Regions from separate parts of the Homo sapiens genome. Here region 2 is linked to region 1. The links are chromatin loops, found by intact Hi-C in ENCODE. Cell type or tissue: heart right ventricle. All regions are shown on one strand. Each heading gives the region's core, and the rest is flanking DNA. Links, peaks and the distances in the headings are about the cores only.

What was found. Hi-C counts contacts between places; a loop is a spot of excess contacts. Peaks named below come from ENCODE experiments on the same cell type or tissue, not always from the same donor. Only the 100,000 strongest peaks of a DNase experiment are listed, where the experiment ranks them.
Region 2: it touches region 1 in a loop (2.7-fold over the local background); 2 of 110 quality-filtered maps call a loop at or near these places.

The regions. Positions count from the first base shown.
Region 1 is chr12:5,572,578-5,580,910 of GRCh38, reverse strand. ANO2 (anoctamin 2) reads left to right here. Exons shown (of 25, transcript NM_001364791.2): 21 at 2,393-2,545; 22 at 2,904-2,956; 23 at 4,896-5,077. Among named protein-coding and RNA genes, the nearest start is that of NTF3, 140 kb to the right of the region's middle. RefSeq lists an enhancer at 8,188-8,333. In heart right ventricle, for the core only: no CTCF peak of the experiment used is centred there; a DNase peak (open chromatin) is centred at 3,520; H3K27ac peaks cover 2,904 bases; H3K27me3 peaks cover 474 bases.
Region 2 is chr12:5,620,819-5,629,151 of GRCh38, reverse strand. All of the region lies in intron 16 of ANO2 (anoctamin 2), which reads left to right. Among named protein-coding and RNA genes, the nearest start is that of NTF3, 190 kb to the right of the region's middle. In heart right ventricle, for the core only: no CTCF peak of the experiment used is centred there; a DNase peak (open chromatin) is centred at 4,071; H3K27ac peaks cover 981 bases.

The DNA.
Region 1 (8,333 bases), core at 210-8,209:
TCTGTGTATTTCGGTGCAGGTGTCTTGCTACCGACCAGCACTTGCCGGCCTCCTAGGGCCTGCAGGAACCTACTGGGCACCAAGGACAATGGCAGTGGACAGGGTTGAATCAGCAAGAACAGTGACCCACAACTGTGGGCTGAGCAAACTGCCAAATCAAAAGCAGTTGGGCTGGGGAAAGTTCCATGCCTGTTCCCTTTCCTGAAACTTCTATTGTGGTTGCTCTTATCCCTCTGTAGAAACAGAATTTTTTTCCCATTTGTGTCAGTTTTTTCATTCTTCATTTGAATATTCTAGACTCACGAAGCTTGTCTAAGACAATGCGAACCATAGCATCACAGCAAATCAGAGTTGGAGGCAATTTAAACCGGTCCCTTCAATTTATCAATGAGGTTGCTGATGCCCATTGAAACAAACAGGCTTGGCCAAAATCATACCTCTAGTTAGAAGCATATCCAGGTCTAGAAGTCGGGTCTCTCTCATTCAGTGCTTAAACCTTAAGTTTGTGTCTGTTTAGCATATAAGTATACAGTATACATTGCAGTCATCTGTACATGTTGATATTTATTCCAATAAGAATAAAATTACACATAAAAGATACCATTTATTAAACAGTTATTATGTATCCAACATTGTACATATTGTACATTGTATGTACATTGTACATATTTTGTATGTAATATCATTTACCCTTCTGGGAACCCTATTGGGTGGGTATTACTATTATCTTCAATTTACAGTTGAAGTACCTGAAGCACAGAAAGTTTAATAATTTGCCCTTAGTATGTAGGGGAGTCCTACTACATTGTAACTTTCCTGGACTCTGGGTTGTGTTTCCATCAGCAAATATGTACTGAACCCCTAGAAGGGACGGAGGCCTTGCCTTCTCAGTGGGAAATAAAGATGTGTGAGCAAGTCAATCACAGAAGCACACAGTGATGGCTGCAACAGAAGCCTGAACACAGGGTGGTGGGGTCCAGAGGAGGAGGGATGGGGCTTCACCAAGGAGGTGGCATTTGAGTGATCCCAGGGATGCATAGAAGCTTGCCAGCCAGAGTGTATGCTTATGCACAAATGAGTGGAAAGAACTAATGTGGCAGGGGACAATTAGGAGGGTGAGAAGGCAGGACCATGGTCGTTGCTGGGGAGATGCTAGGAGATGAAGCTAGGGAGGCAGATTGGAGGCAGATTATAAAGCACCTGTATGCACCGGTAGGGACTTTGGATTATATTCAGTGAACAGAGTGGAGCCAACAGGAATTTTTATAAGCAGGTAGATAACAGAATCAGGTGAGAGGGGCTGTGTGCTGGATAGACTCTAGCATCCTGGGAGAATGGTGACAAGAAACCCCGTCAGGAGGCTGTTGCAATGGTCCAGGTAGGGCTGGACTCTTTCCAGCTGTCTCATGGGCATGGGCTGTGCCACCATGCTTTTGCTCACACTGCTTCCATAGCTTAGAAGGTCTCTTTGACTTAATCCTCAAGAAAACTGCATGCCCATCTTTCCAGACTGTGCTGAGGGACTCTACATGGAGACCCATTCAGTCCCTGCCCTGAACAATGTACGTTCCTCTCCATTTGGGCCTTCTCTATCACTAGTACATTCTTTATTCTCTCTTGGCATACATAAAACCTTGTTGCACATGTTTGCCTACACTTAACTCTCCACTTTCAAACCCAGCTTCTTGCAGGCCAGAACAGACCTTTGCCTTCTTAAATACTTGGTACAGGGCCTGACATTTATAAATGCTCTCCATAAATGCGTGATGGATGAATAAACTTTCTAAACAAAGGCAGTGACTGTAGACATGGAAAGAAGAGTCCAAATCTGGGAGGTGGTTTTTAAAGCTATTTCAAGGGAAGGCAAACTGTGGCCCGTGGGCCAAACCTAGTCACTTTATATATTGCTTTTGTAAATAAAGTTTTATTGGAACTCAGCCAAGCCCACTTGTTGATGTGCTGTCTATAGCTGTTTTTACTGTATAATGGCAGAGTTGAGTCGTTGTGACAAAACCATATGGCCTGCAAATCCAAAAATGTTTATTATGATCTGGCCTTTTACTAAAAAAGTTTACCAAACCCTGAGTTAGATCAGTAGGATTAGTGACTGGCAGTAAAGGGTAAAGGAAGCAATTAAGACTTTTTTTTCTTGTATCTCCCCACCATGCCTAATCCAGAGCTTTGCTCCCAAGTGATGGCATTGACCAACAGGCCTGCAGGTACTTAGAAAGAAATACCGTGTATGTGACACAGGAGGAAAAGGGAGACTAAAAATTACCCCATATGGGAAAGATACCCAAGGCAGAAAGGACAAGGGGCTGTAGCTGCAAGCCAGAAGGGACCTGAGTCCTGCTTGTTCCTGCTGAAGCCCTCATGCTGTGCTCTCTCGCAGTCATCCAGTTTGGTTTTGTCACCCTCTTCGTGGCCTCCTTTCCCCTGGCACCTGTGTTTGCCCTCCTCAACAACGTCATTGAAGTGCGGCTCGATGCAAAGAAGTTTGTTACAGAGCTGAGACGGCCGGATGCTGTAAGAACCAAAGATATCGGTACGTGCCCCACTTAGAGGCCCCACCAGGCCCATCCTTCTGCCATTCTGTCCCCTCTGGCCACAGTCACACCACACCAGGAATCAAGAGGGCTGGGAAAGCCCCTCTTCCCTTTGGGTCCCTCATCCTCATATCCTGAAGTGCAGGGACGCCTTCTGAGACCGCTTTATCCACCCCCACTTGTGATCTGAGCTTCCAGATGGGGGGGCTACCTAAGCCTTTCCAGACAAGCCCATTCTGGGGGGGCCCAGCAAAGCTGCTCCGTAGTTCACCTGCAAAACATCACCTGGAGCTTCAGCGTTGTCATCACTGGGCCGAGGGCGGGAGTGAGCCAGACGCTGTCTTTTCTGTCTTGTAGGAATCTGGTTTGACATTCTCTCTGGAATTGGCAAGTTCTCTGTTATCAGCAACGTAAGTACTTGCATTCATGACACACTCGCTCTGTGGGAAGGGCTTCCAGAGAAGCTGAGGTCTTCAAAGTGGGAAGCCAGCCCTTGCACCTCCCAGCCTTTTCCATTTGTAGCTTTATTGGTGACAGTGCTCTGGTTAACAGCTCACAAATGCCTTGTAACCCATCATGCTGTCGCTGAGGCTGTGTAGGTTTAATTTTAATTTCACAAAGAGAAAGAAAGGTAATTATCCATCAGAATGCATACCTTGGCCCTGACGGTCAAAATCAGATCTTTCCTTGGAGCCAAGAATAATGAGGAAAGAATTCCACATATCTATTCATCTCTTTCCTTTCTTACTCTACTCCTGAGTTAAACAATACCTGGAGCATTGCCCAGGCTACAATCCCTAATTACCGTTCCTCCAGGTTGTCAGTGCAAAATCTTAATTATCCCCGTGGACTCTGGCACTGCGTAGGTTAAGATAGGACATAGAAGAAGGGTCCCACCTGTGGTGACCTCCTTAACTCCCTTGCCAGATATGTCTACACTGCAGAGGAAATCCTGCTGGGCCCCAGCCAGCTCCTTTTCTGCTGTATTCTCTAAGGACAGTGGCCAGGAAGGGCCTCCTGTCCCACCTCCCAGGAACATATCAGCCAGCTCAGTGCACACAAAGAAAGCCACAGCCCTTTTCCCTTGGGAGGCAAACAGTGATTTGACTCTGACCTGATTTCCTACCCAGATCACATAAAATGGCTGGAAGGTGTGAGGTGAGGCAGAGCAAATCAGCCCACTGCATTTTGAATGTTGTGATGTAGGAAGTGCACATCTCGAGGCTTAGAAATAAGGTGCAAGTTGGAAAACAGATCAGTCCGCTACTTTGAAGTTGTGTCTGTTAGAACAGAGGCCCTGAGTATTAATCACTTTCCATCTACAGTACGAAATGACGTGCAGTCTTACTTCCCTGGCCTCTTTAAGACTTGTTTACTTATCTGTCAAATGGGAGATAATAATAGTACCCACCAAATAAGATCATTTGGGAAATTAAATGGCATGATGAAAGGACATATAACAAGTGCCCAGTAAGTTGTAGCTATGATTATGATGTTATTCACTCTCAAATATGGTTCTGGCCGTTCACATTCACATACACATTTAGAGAACAATATCTGAACTACATTTTGGTAAAGGGCTTTAATTGTTGGTGCAGGATGCAGTATAAACACCTGCCAAAAAGATTTAAGACTTTCTTTGCAGAAAGTACCCCTGTGTTCAAATACGCAATCATTCATTTGTCATTTGGTTTGCTCCATGGACATTTATAGAGCACTTAGACATGCCAGATGCTGTGTTGGGTGTGTGTGGCTCCACCTAGCAGGACCTGTTTCTTTCTCCACTGTGTCTCCGTTTTCTTAAGTAAAATGGATACAAGAATAACTTCTATTACATGACATGCTAAAAAGTGTTGAGAGATAATGGTCAAATTAAGCAAACTGTGGAATCATATTCTTGGTATTTCTGGCTTTCTGGTACTACTCAGGGGCAGATGTACATGGGCATTCCATTTCCTTGCCCATTACACTTACGTAGTACCCTCATCACTATAGGTAATTTTTTTCAGGAAAGCGTGCACCCTGTTTTGGCTTGCTCAACAGCAATGTTAGATATCTCAGAAGTGGTTTAATCCTTCCAGCACCAAATGGTCCAAATTGACTTAGCATGCTTTGCTGCAGTGGTTGACATGTGCTCTTTTGACAGCCACTGTCTGGTGGACTTATTATACTTATACACATCAAAGATGGAAAAGGCATGTGACTCAGCTGCATGAGCTCAGGGACCTGATCATGCTGCATGAGCTTCTGTATCAGTCAGAGCAGCTCCTTCTGATGGGGAGCCTAAGAGTGGACAGTCCTTTTTAGCATCAATCCTGGCTACTCAGTGCTTATGGTTCTGTCCCTCAGGCTTTTGTCATTGCGATCACCTCCGACTTTATCCCCCGCCTGGTGTACCAGTACTCCTACAGTCACAATGGGACTCTGCACGGCTTTGTCAACCACACCCTCTCCTTTTTCAACGTCAGCCAGCTGAAGGAGGGGACGCAGCCAGAAAACTCACAGTTTGACCAGGAGGTTCAGTTCTGCAGGTAAAGTAATCTTCAGGAGAAGGGCAGCAGAGGACCAGAAGCAATAGATCCAAATAATTACGGGGACGACCTAGAATTACAACCCTGCACAACATGATGATGTTTTGGACAACAGCAGACCACATATATGGCGATTGTCCCGTAAGATTATAATACCATATTTTTACCATACATCTTCTGTATTTAGATATATTTAGGTACACAAATACTTACCACTATATTACTGCCTACAGTATTCAGTACAGTAATATGCCGTACAAGTTTGTAGCCTGGGAGCAATAGACTATACTTTATAGCCTAGGTGTGACGTAGGCTATATAGCATCTAGATTTGTATAAGCACGTTCTGTGATGTTTGCAAAGTCACCTAATGATGCATGTCTCAGAACATATCCCCATCGTTAAGCAACACACGACTGTACATCATTCTCCTTTCCCTCTGTCTCCTGCTCTCTCTGCAGTTGTTATAAATCAATTGTTATAAATCAGCTTTGATGACTCAAAAAATATTTATGGACTGCCTTTTTCTAGACACTATGGAGCAGACAAAGAGCCTTGTCCTCACCATCAAGGGGGCTATGGTCTGGTTGAGAAGAAAATAAGCAGAACAGATAGGAAATAGCAGGTTATTTGGTGAGCTTATGTATGGACCATGAGCATTGTGGGTGCTCAGAGGAGAGGGAGATTACTTGAGGGACTAGAATGGAAAGGGTGGGCCTCCTGGAGGGGCAGCTAGGTGTTGTAAGAGAGAAAAGAAAAACATTCTAGGTGGGGAGTCGTCATGGGCAAAGTCATGGGGTGGGGACAAATGTGGGCTGTTGGATAAAGACTTGGTGCTAGGTGATATGGTTAGCAAGGAGACACAGTAAAGGGATTAATAAAGGAAATACAGTAAATGTAGAAACTCCTACACCAGCATAAGCCAAAAGGTTGTTGAATTTGAAGAGATGGGATAAAGTACATAATGGGAAGTCCTGAAATCTAACGGGAATTAGAATGTGATGCAATAGGAAGACACTGGACTTTTTTAGTGTCAGGGAATGATAGGATAAAGGGAAGGTTTAGAGAAATTGATCTGTTCTCAGTGAGGACAATGGGCTAGAGTTGGTAGGACCCAGGGAGCGCAGCTGGGCTGCTGCATCATTTAGACATGAACTGTGCTGGGCATAAACCAGGGTGGCGGGAGGAATTAAGAGGAGAGGAGAAGATGAGCTATTTCACATGAAATATTGCAGAGTTGGTGACAGTAGACATAGGAGAGTGGCTGAGCTAGGATTATCTCCAAAACTTGGACTGAAGTCAGAGGACTGGGATGTGGTTACATTGATAGGGAGAGGGAATATGCTGAGAGAGTCTAATTTTATGCTACATATGATGAATTTGATTTCAATCATGTTACATTTAAAACGATGTTAAGAAATCCAAGAGGTCATTTTCACCCAACTCCTTGACACACTAAGCTGGACTTCTGGAGACGTCCAACTTAGAGTCCTGATTGAAGGCCATCAGCACTGGGGTCACTGAAGCCAAGAAATGGAAAACTCTCCACTATTTACCCAAGAAGGGCAAATGAAGAGAATAAGAGCAGAGGGGAATAATTTATTCAACCCATTTGTACCCTGGTTAAAAGATAGTCCCAATAAAGCACTTGACCAAAGATCCTACCTCATATATATAAATCAGAATAGTTAATTACACCAATAACAAAAACCTAAGAGAAGGTATTGTGGGACCAACATAGGGCTTTCTTAGACCATCCCCAATAATATTTGATGTAAAAGCTGTGTTTTCAGTTGTGTTGGCAGCAGTGATGACCCTGGGCATGTCTGCCATGCTTGGTGCCCAAGGCCAGCCTTTCGTAAGACAGCCACATAGGTTCAGATTTGTGGTCTGAGACCATGAACGAGAGAACACCAATTGGTTTTCCCAACCTGGGTGGCTGAGTTAAACAACTGTACCAATCTATGGTTTAAATAGAAGGGTATTCCAGTTCCAGGAACAACAACTTCAGGGTTCCACTGTCGTCAACCAAGAAAAGATAAAAAATGAGGAACCAGACACAAGAATTGATGAATAAATTTACTCATAAGTGTCAATTTATATTAGCCTAGATGTTTCAGGATTTTTCGCATCTGGGCCTATAAAGAGTCTGACTCTCATACTAAAATCACATTGCAGGCAGATTTGCTGCCAGGCTATGCACTGCCTGGGGGCCCCTCTGCATGGCTGACATGCTAGACTGTCTGTCCATGGTGCTGGACTTGGGTCTGCAGACCCCAGCGACATAGTTCCACAGCACAGAGGGTCTGGACCAGCTCGAGGCCTTTCCAGTAGCATCTAGGTCTTCTCAAAGCAGGGTCTAAAGCTCACATCTCTCTAAGAGCGCAGGTCTCCACCTCCATGTCCAATGGGAGGCAGCACCAGTGTGACTTGTCGTGTGGGAAAGCCAGGCTCACATCGTCTGTTTCTTTAGTTGCTCTAGAAGCACTTGTCCTCAGAGCACAAGGGTCTCTGATCTTGCCCTTGACCATTGGATTTTCCACTAACACCTATGAATATGCTTTTCAGGTATATCACTGGTGAAACAGGCTTAAATCAATAGGAATTTTAATGGTCCCTATGGGAAGTTGAAGGTAGATCTAATCTTAGGCAAGTTTTCATTCAATCCAGTCTGCCCAAATCCAGTCTCTGCCCACCTCCCAGTTCCACTGCAGTCAATGTTGACTGTGTTTTTAAGTTCCGTATGATTGCCAGGAACTGTGGTGAGAAATAAGGCAAATGGGTGCTACTCAGCCAAAACAACCAATGCCCAGGACACCAGGTATTGTGAATATGTGTGGATCAGATTGAGCTTTCTTGTATCTGCCTTCAGAGTCACTGGATTTTCCGGCCAGCTATAAGGCTCTGATAGTTGTCTCCCCATTATTCCCATGCAAGTAGATAAGATCATGGCTTGTTTGTGGCCCGTTTTAGAAAAAAATCTGACACCGAGTGGCAGAATTATCAGTGGGCACATGCATAGAAAGTGCACTTTCATTCTATATTTCTGCCAAAAAAATTTATTTGCAGAAAATAAATCATCCCAAGATCAAGCTGAAGTGACTTTGAAGCATCCATCATTTTTCCTTCCTCTCTCAGTACCAGTGAGGATTACAGATTCATTAGGCAAATATTTTTGAGACCCTACTAAAGGCTTGGCATTGGTTGTATAATAGGGAGCGAGATATAGTGCATCCCTCAAGAACTCTAGATGGAGC
Region 2 (8,333 bases), core at 292-8,291, 48 kb before region 1:
TCCAACCTCTCCAAGTCACAGGGTTGGGTTCATTGTAGTTGCTTGAAAAAAGAGTATTAGTCAAGTCAAGGTTTTTAGGAAAATGGCTGTGCTTGGGAGGTGCTTAGACATTACTGACAGCCCACTCCTGAGTGTCACTGCCCCAGATGCTCCTGAAGCGGGGCCAGGGATGAGAGTGAAAGGAGGGATGGGGAAAGGCCGTGAGTTCCATTGAGGGCCCACCTCATACCAACACTGGTTTGCATACTTTGCCCCACATTATGACAGTAACACTGGGAATGGGTCATTTCTTTCATTTTACTTATGAGAAGGCTGAAGAGGTTTAGAAACTTGACCGAAGCATACAGTTAGTAGTGTGCATGAGTGTGCATTGATGCACACCCTGCTTACCCTATATCTCACACACATGCACACACTTGTACACATGCATGCATGCACATGTGCACGCACGCGTGCGCGCGCGCACACACACACACACACACACTCTCTGCTTACCCTGTACCAAACACTGTTCTAAGCACTTTACATATATCAGTATGTTTAATCCTTAAAACAGCCCCAGGAGGGTAGGTAATCTTAATACTCCCATTTAGAGACAGGAAGACTGAAGACACAGAGAAGAAGATCAGAGGCCCAAGGTCATGGAACTGATAAGTGGTGAGTCTGACCTCATTGTCCTTGCTAAAACCATGACACTCTAGTGCCTTTTAATATGTAGCTGTCCTTGTTCCCCAGAAAAGTTTAAATTTATTGGGAGAGCAACAGGAAACACCACAAAGGTTCCAGAAGATTTAGAATGCAGTGCACTCACATATGTGAATGACAAGAGGTCGAGTATTTCTGGGGATGGGGACAACCGTGTGGGTCAGATGACCCAGGCAGGGAGGACAGCAGGGAGGCAAGCTGTGAGTGCAGCCGCCTGTCCCACATGCACAGAGAGAGAGGAGCTCCACAGGCTTTGGGGTCCTGCGAGCTTTATAAGTTTTAACAAAGAAAGAATTTTTTTTTAAATTTGAAAGGCCACCAGGAATCTCTCTCTCTTTTTTCAAAAATAGACAGGGTCTCACTCTGTTGCCCCGACTGGGGTGCAGCGGCATGGTCATAACTCACAACAGCCTTGAGCTCATGAGCTCAAGGGATCCTCCCACCTCAGCCTCCTGAGTAGCTGGGACTACTGGTGTGTGCCACAGCATCTGGCTAATTTTTTTTTTTTAACTTTTTGTAGAGAAGGGGATCTCATTTTGTTTCCCAGGCTGGTCTTGAACTCCTGGGCTCAAGTGATTCTCCTGCCTCAGCCTCTCCAAATGCTGGGACTACTGGTGTGAGCCAGCGTGCCTGGCCCCTACCAGGAAGTCTTGAGTCTAAACTTTTCCTCCAATTCTAAGCTACTCTAGCAAAAGGCAATATATTATTACTGAGGAGAGAAGAGCAGGAGGAAAGGAAAAGGATGGGGGAAAAATCAGTGTCACAGGTACAAATGGCTGCCGGGGCACCAAACATTCTTTAAAGAAGAATATTTTGAGCATATATGAATCTAATCTTCTAAATGTGGACAGTGTTTGTTTTTGGAGCATGGGGTGAAAGTGTTGGCTTTATTGGATGCAGTGCTCTGGGATGGGGGGTCTGCTCTCTGCAGCGGAGCCTGATCAGGGACAGAGTCCAGCACAGGACATGGGTGGGCCTGGCCGGCGTGGGCTGCAGAGGGGAATGGGGCCTATGCCTCTCTGCGGGGACGCCACAGTGCTGGTCATTTGCAATCTGGCCTGAAAGTTGGGTCTGCTGGCTTGTATTCTCTTCCTGCTTTGCACCAGGATCCTGGCTCTCTGGGGCTCCCGGCTCTCTGGGTGGCCTCAGGCAGTGGGGGAGAAAGAACCTCCCAGGGTCTGGCCAGGGGGGATTCTATGCTTGTTGGGGGACCCCCTCCATGATGTTGGCTTAAATTATTCTAAATGTTGTCTGGGAAACAGAGAGGATGGCAGGAGGCTGTGACTACTAATAAAACGATGTGAGTACGGTTATAGGCCAAGTATGTGGAGCACCCCTACCAGTTATGTAAGACTATGGTCAGTAATTCTACTGTTTAGAACACAGTGTAACTGGTAAGAATTCCTTCCCAGACATGAGCTGTGACCATGAACACATCTCTCATTTCCCTGCAAAGTCCTTGCAGCACTCATCTCTTCTGTTAGCAAGAAGTCCAATATCTTCCTGTCTTTCTCTTTGGATTTTCTAGGAGCCCAGGGACTAAAGCATCCAGAAGAGAAGGAAGGGCTGTGGTGCTCCTCCTTTGTTTGCACCTTTTCTCCCTCACTAGGGAATTGGGGTGTTTTCCTCTGCTTCTCCCTGATGCTCCCACATCTCTGGAGAAAATTCATCTCTTCATAACTGCAGCTCTTGCAGGATGAATTCTCCCTCTTGGTTCTTCCTGGGCATCAGCCATGCCATTTCCTCTCCTTGTCTCTTCACTGCTGTGAGTAAGGGCTTCATTAGAGTCGCTTCCTTTGAACCATCCAAGGGGAATTGTTTCCTGCTGCAATCCTCAGTGGTAGAGGGGTCAGGCCAACATCCGAAGTTAAACATGGAGATGCCTGGGTAGAACCTGCCCTTCGCTCCTTGGGTCTCACTCCTATGGAACATTGCTGCTGGACACTAGCCCCACCCCTCTGATGGGAGAGGCTGGACTGCGGCTGAGGTGGCCCCTCCGTACTCCAGGCCTGGACAGCATGGGCTCTTCCAGGGAGGACAGTCTTCTCCTTTAGGCTGGGCTCAGTCTAGGGGCTGCAGCTGTCAGGGTTTCCTGTTTCTAGGACACATATGTTACCTCCACCCGCATCTCCAGGATGCCATCCGACACCCTGACCCATAGCAAGGGCCCCTGCTCTCCCTGGGAACTCACCCTGGGAGCACACAGCTTGCCACCTTCAATCTTCAAAACGCAACAGATCCTGTGATTGCCTATTTCACCTCCCTGGCCCTCAGCGAGATTCCTAGGGACCTCACCACCCCAAGTGATGCCAAAATGCACTCCCCAACCTTCTAAGAGAGCTCTGTAGGGGATTTTTAGCTAACTTGCTAACACTTCTTTTACTAAGGAAGTGGAAACAAATGTGCAAATCTCTGCAGTGCCTTGCTGTGCCATCAAAATAAGAGCAAATCTTTGAGCCCTTACACCATGCTTGATGCTTTCCATGCTTTATTTCCCAACAAATGTTGAAGGAAGGTACCATTTTATGAATTAGGACACTGAGGCTCAGAAAGATAAATTCCCTTATCTGGGGACTCTTAGACAGAAAGGTCTTCTGACTTCCAGCCCAGAGTCCCCCTCTAGTCTTCCGTCAAAGCCTCGTGAATCATATTGTAGAGCACAGAAGACCAGAAGCAGGAAGAACCTGGGAAATCACCCAGTCCAACCTTGACGTTGAGGCTTGGATTTGCTTGAGGTGCTGACTCCTCCAGGCTGGCTGGCTACTTCGAAGGATGATTCTCGGTTCAAACAATATTCTAATGGCCTTGGGTCATGAGCTGGGGTTTGGGGGTTTTGGGTTTTGGGGAGCAGAATCACAGGGGCCAAGGAGAAGCATAGGGGCCAAGAATTTAATGTGTCCAACTTTGAGAACTTAATTTTTCCTCCAAACCTGGTGCCTTTCACCGATTCTTCCCATCTCAGGAGATGGCACCAGCAGCCACCCAAATGCTCACTTCAAAGTCCAAGTGCTATCCTGGCTCTCTCTTTCTCTCTCTCCCTGGCACTCTCACTCCCTGGAGCTCTCTCTCTCTCTCTCTCACCCCTAGGATCCAGTCTGCTGGTAAGTATTGTTCTTTCTACCTTCAAACATATCCCAGATCTGACCATTTTTCACAAGTTTCATCCTCATATTGACTGGTTTGTGCCTGGACAACAACACACTCACAATTTGTCTGTCTGCTTCCACTTCTGTCTCTGTGCCGCACTCCCCCCCACACCATTCACTTTCTGTGATTTTTTAAAAATTTAATTTTGTCACATCCTTCCCCTGTTCAGAAATCTACAACAGCTTCCCGTTGTACTTCCTGTGGCTCACAGAGCCACACATTTACTCTCCGGCCTTCCTCTCCAATTCCCCCTCCCAGTACTTCCACCAGGCTCAGGATGCTTCGCTTGTGTGGACTGGCCAGTTCCTTGCACAGCCTTGGGGCTCTCCATCAAGACTTTGCCCAGGCTGATGCGTCCCCCTAGAGCTCTCCCCAGCCCCTGGGGCTGGTTCCTCCTTACCCTGCAGGTCTCAGCTTAGAGGTCACCTCCTCAGAGGCCTTTCCTGACCACTCTGACCAAAACAGCCTTCCCATCGCCCTTTCCTTCTGCTTCTCATTTCACTACATATTCCTTCAACACTCACCGCTCTCTAAATCTAAAACGGTTGCAGTTGTCGCCCTCACCCTTCTAGACTGGGAGCTCCACACGGCGGGAGCTGATTGGATTGTCCACCACTGCACAGCTGGGGCCCAACACCAGGCACATGATCATCCTCAGTAGATATTTGTCGAATGAGAAAAGATAATGGTGGGAAAGGCAGGAGAATTTCCTGTGGGTTGTTTTCCTCTGGGAAGACATGAGGGGTGGGCTGAGAATGGACTGACCGTATGCCTCCTCCCTCAGGTTTTAGACCAGTGTGTGCATTTGCCAGATGACCCAGGGGTGTTGGGGGTGTCTGTGATCAGGGACAGGGCACACCTTCCTGCTCTCTCCTCACTCCTGTCCTTGTCACAGGGAGAAAAATCTTAGGGAAGTTGTCAAGTGCTTGTATGGTGCTTGGCACATAGTAGGTGCTGGATATAGGAGGATTCTCATGATTGGCCTATAACAGAATACGCCTCTGTCTGTCTGTCTCTCTGTCTGTCTGTCTGTCTGTTTCTCTCTCTCTCTCTCTCTCCAGTGCTCCCTTCCTGTTTAGGTCCCTTTTTTCTTAAAAGGAGATGTGCTGGGGGTGCTGTCACCCTGGCCTAGGCTGCTAGCCAGCTCAGTAGGTCTCATGCTCCTTTGCATAGGGGCAAGAGTTACCTTTCTGACTCTGAGGGATAGGCCCCCTGTGCTAGGAAGCTCTCTGGGCCACAGGAGTATCTCAGGCACACCCTCTAGATCCCCAGTTCAGGGGCTTTCAGCTCCCTCAGGTCATGCGCTGGCTGCCTTGTTACCCAGCTGGCTGGCTTCTCCTAGGGTGATTTCCACCCTACCCATGGCACTACCAGGGCAACAGCATGACACCAGGTACCCAGACAGTCCCTCCACCCACCCCCCATTCCCAAATGAAGGGCAGCCCAGTTGGTTGTGCTGTCAGCAAACATTGCTGTTTGCAAAGGCATGACCTGCCTTAGGGAGAGGTAAGGGGAAGAGCAGGCACTTTTGCTTGGGCATCTTCTTGTTCTTTTTTGCTGCCATCGTTATGCATTTGCCAGCTGGGCTGTCGAAGACACCAGTCAGGAGGAGCTGCTTTTCCAAGATTCAGAGCCTGCAGCTGGCGTCCTCTCCTGGCCATGCTGTTTCCATAGGATTAAGATGGAGCTCTGGGGACTTTCAGTCCTGAGCTGGCCCCCTGGGATGAAGCTGGGCTTTCATACTAATTGTTTTCCAAGGCAGTTTACAGCTGGGTCATTTGCACTCATATTTTTTCATGACACGATGCAGCAGAGGATTAACACGTAAAAGAAAAGGGCTGATGGTGGGAATGGCTCTGCACAGAAATTCCCGATTGTCCTTTCTGGCGGGAAGTGGAGTCTGCCCTCTTTGTTGGGATCCTGCTCCACAGTTTGGAAGCAGGTGAAACTTTCAGATGGCCTCTAATCAACCTGGGGTGCTTCCCGGCGGAGGTGCTATGTTAGGGGGCACGTGAATAATAGAGAGGGTTGCCTATCTCCTCACCCTCTCTCCATTAGATTCCCCTCCATCGTATCCCCATAGCCATGCAATCTGAAGGTACTTTATTTGGAGTTGTTCAAAGCACAAGGCTGGACCATTTTTTCATGGGGTTGAGATTCAGACCCCTCCAGAAGTCTGTCTTATGAGGAATCCTGCCTAGTGGCCTGAGATGCAGACAGCCCTTCCTGAACCTCAGATGTCACCCCACCCCACCTGGCCTCTGGAAACACTTGCTCCATTCCATTTCTTCATTTCTTTCCTTCCTTTCTTTTCGTTTCTTTTTTTTTTTTTTTTTGAGACAGAGCCTTGCATCGTTGTCCAGGCTGGAGTGCGGTGGCACGATCTCAGCTCACTGCAACCTCTGCCTCCTGAGTTCAAGAGATTTTCACGCCTCAGCCTCCCGAGTAGCTGGGATTGTAGCTGCATACCACCACGCCCAGCTAATTTTTGTATTTGTAGTAGAGACAGAGTTTTGCCATGTTTGCCAGGCTGGTCTCAAACTCTTGGCCTCAAGTGATCTGCCCTCCTCAGCCTCCCAAAGTGCTGGGATGAGCCACTGCACCTGCCCACTTGCTCCATTTCTTCAGCCATGTAGTCTCTGTCCTAGGCAGGTGAGGCCCTCTGTGTTGGCTTGTGAGAGAGATCCAAAAGTCAAAGTGGCACTCCAGGCTGTGGCATCCCTCCTTGCCTCAAACCTTCATTTGTTCCCTCACTGGGAGGTGCTTCCCTGAGGCCCCTTTCCCAGAAGTCTCGGCCAAGCACACACTGTGACTCAGAGCTGCTCCAAGCTGGGGCACCGAGCTGATTTTGTGGCCTGTCACATGGATTTGGATCGTTTATTGGAAATGCTCCTTGTTTATGGTGGCTCATGGCCCTAAAGCACAGGCACAGGCTGTTTTTTAGAAGTAAAACTCATAAATAATAGCCAGGCCTATGATTTATCAGTATGGAGGAAGGGAATCACTCATTTCCAGTTGGAGGAAAGGCCTCTGAAATGACTAGATCCTCTTTGCAGGGAACTTGGAGGGAATTGCTGTAGGGACTGGGAGATCTGAGGACACACAGTTCAAAGGGGATGATAAAATAAAATTAAAGACATATGCCACTCCACATCTCATCCTGATCACCTTCTAGATATGTTTTCAAGATATGTTTTCCAAATTTTCGGACCCTCAGATCTGATTACTTATTTTTTTAGGTGACATGGGCTTAAATTTTCTTGCCCCCAAAATATTTAAGAGAGATGAGATGTGATTGTGTTGTTGTTAAATTGGATGCCTCAGGCACCCTGGACAGAGGCTCAAATTCCTATTGAAAAAAGGAAAAAGAAAAAGAAAAAACATCCTATTGAAAAGTTCTCCCTTTCTTCCTTCCCTTTCCTTTCATCCCTCCTCCCTCTTCCTCCTTCTTTTTCCCCCTTCCCTTCTCTTTCTTCTTCCTCTTCTCCTCCTCTGCCTTCCACGGTGTCTGCCTGTTTCCCTAATCTCTCTCGTTGGTTACCCAGATCAGTCTCTGCTCCTTCCCCATGCTCATCTGGAAGTAGAACCCAGTCCTTCAGCAGTCCCCCAAGAGTGAATCCAGAACAATTTCAAGGAATCATGATTGAAGATTCTGTGGAGAGGCACACGAAGAGGTCACACTGCAAACCTCACAGCAGCACTTAATGAAAATTCCCAGCGGGCCCTCCCCGCACCTGTCAGTCCATTTCCTCTCTGCCCTTCCCCTCCCATCGCACTGGCCCTCACCCTTCCGGGTCCTGCCTCCAACTCCAGCACCCCCGCCTCTTATGTTAGGTCGGTGAGTTTGAGTCTTCTGGCTGCTCCTGTCATATGGTTACACCTGTCATCTGCTCAGAAAAAGACGTCCCTCCTTAGAATTTGTCCTCCTTGGAATACGACAGGGAATTTTTAATATGGGACAAAATTTTTTTTCATTCTTCCAAACACATTTTTCCTGTCATTCATTCACTCATTCATTTATTCAATGCATGTTCATAGTAGAGCACATCTGGCAATAGCTGGGGTCTGCCTGGAAGATGTCTCTCTGGGACTTTGCTTATGGAGAGAAGCCCTCCAAACTGTATGCGGGGGTGGGGCAAGAGTGGGAGTGTGGCGAGCGCGAGGGTTCAGAGTCACATGAGGGTGCAGAGTGATGAGATCTCGAAACCGAAAGTGACCTTTCAATGGCAGACACTTCCACTGGGCCTCAGAATTGTCTCCTGTAGTTAAGGGGAATGAGAATCAGGCCAAAGATGGGGATGTGGCACGTTCAGGCTGGTGAGGACCTGATATGCACAAATCAGGCAGGGAGGACCTGGCCTCTTGGTGGCAGAGAGGGGAAAGGCCTAAGAAGCTAAAGATCTTATGGGGCATTTGCTAACATACATAACTATAGAAGAAATGACAGAAGCGGCAGCGCTAGCTGTAAATGGTGAGCACAG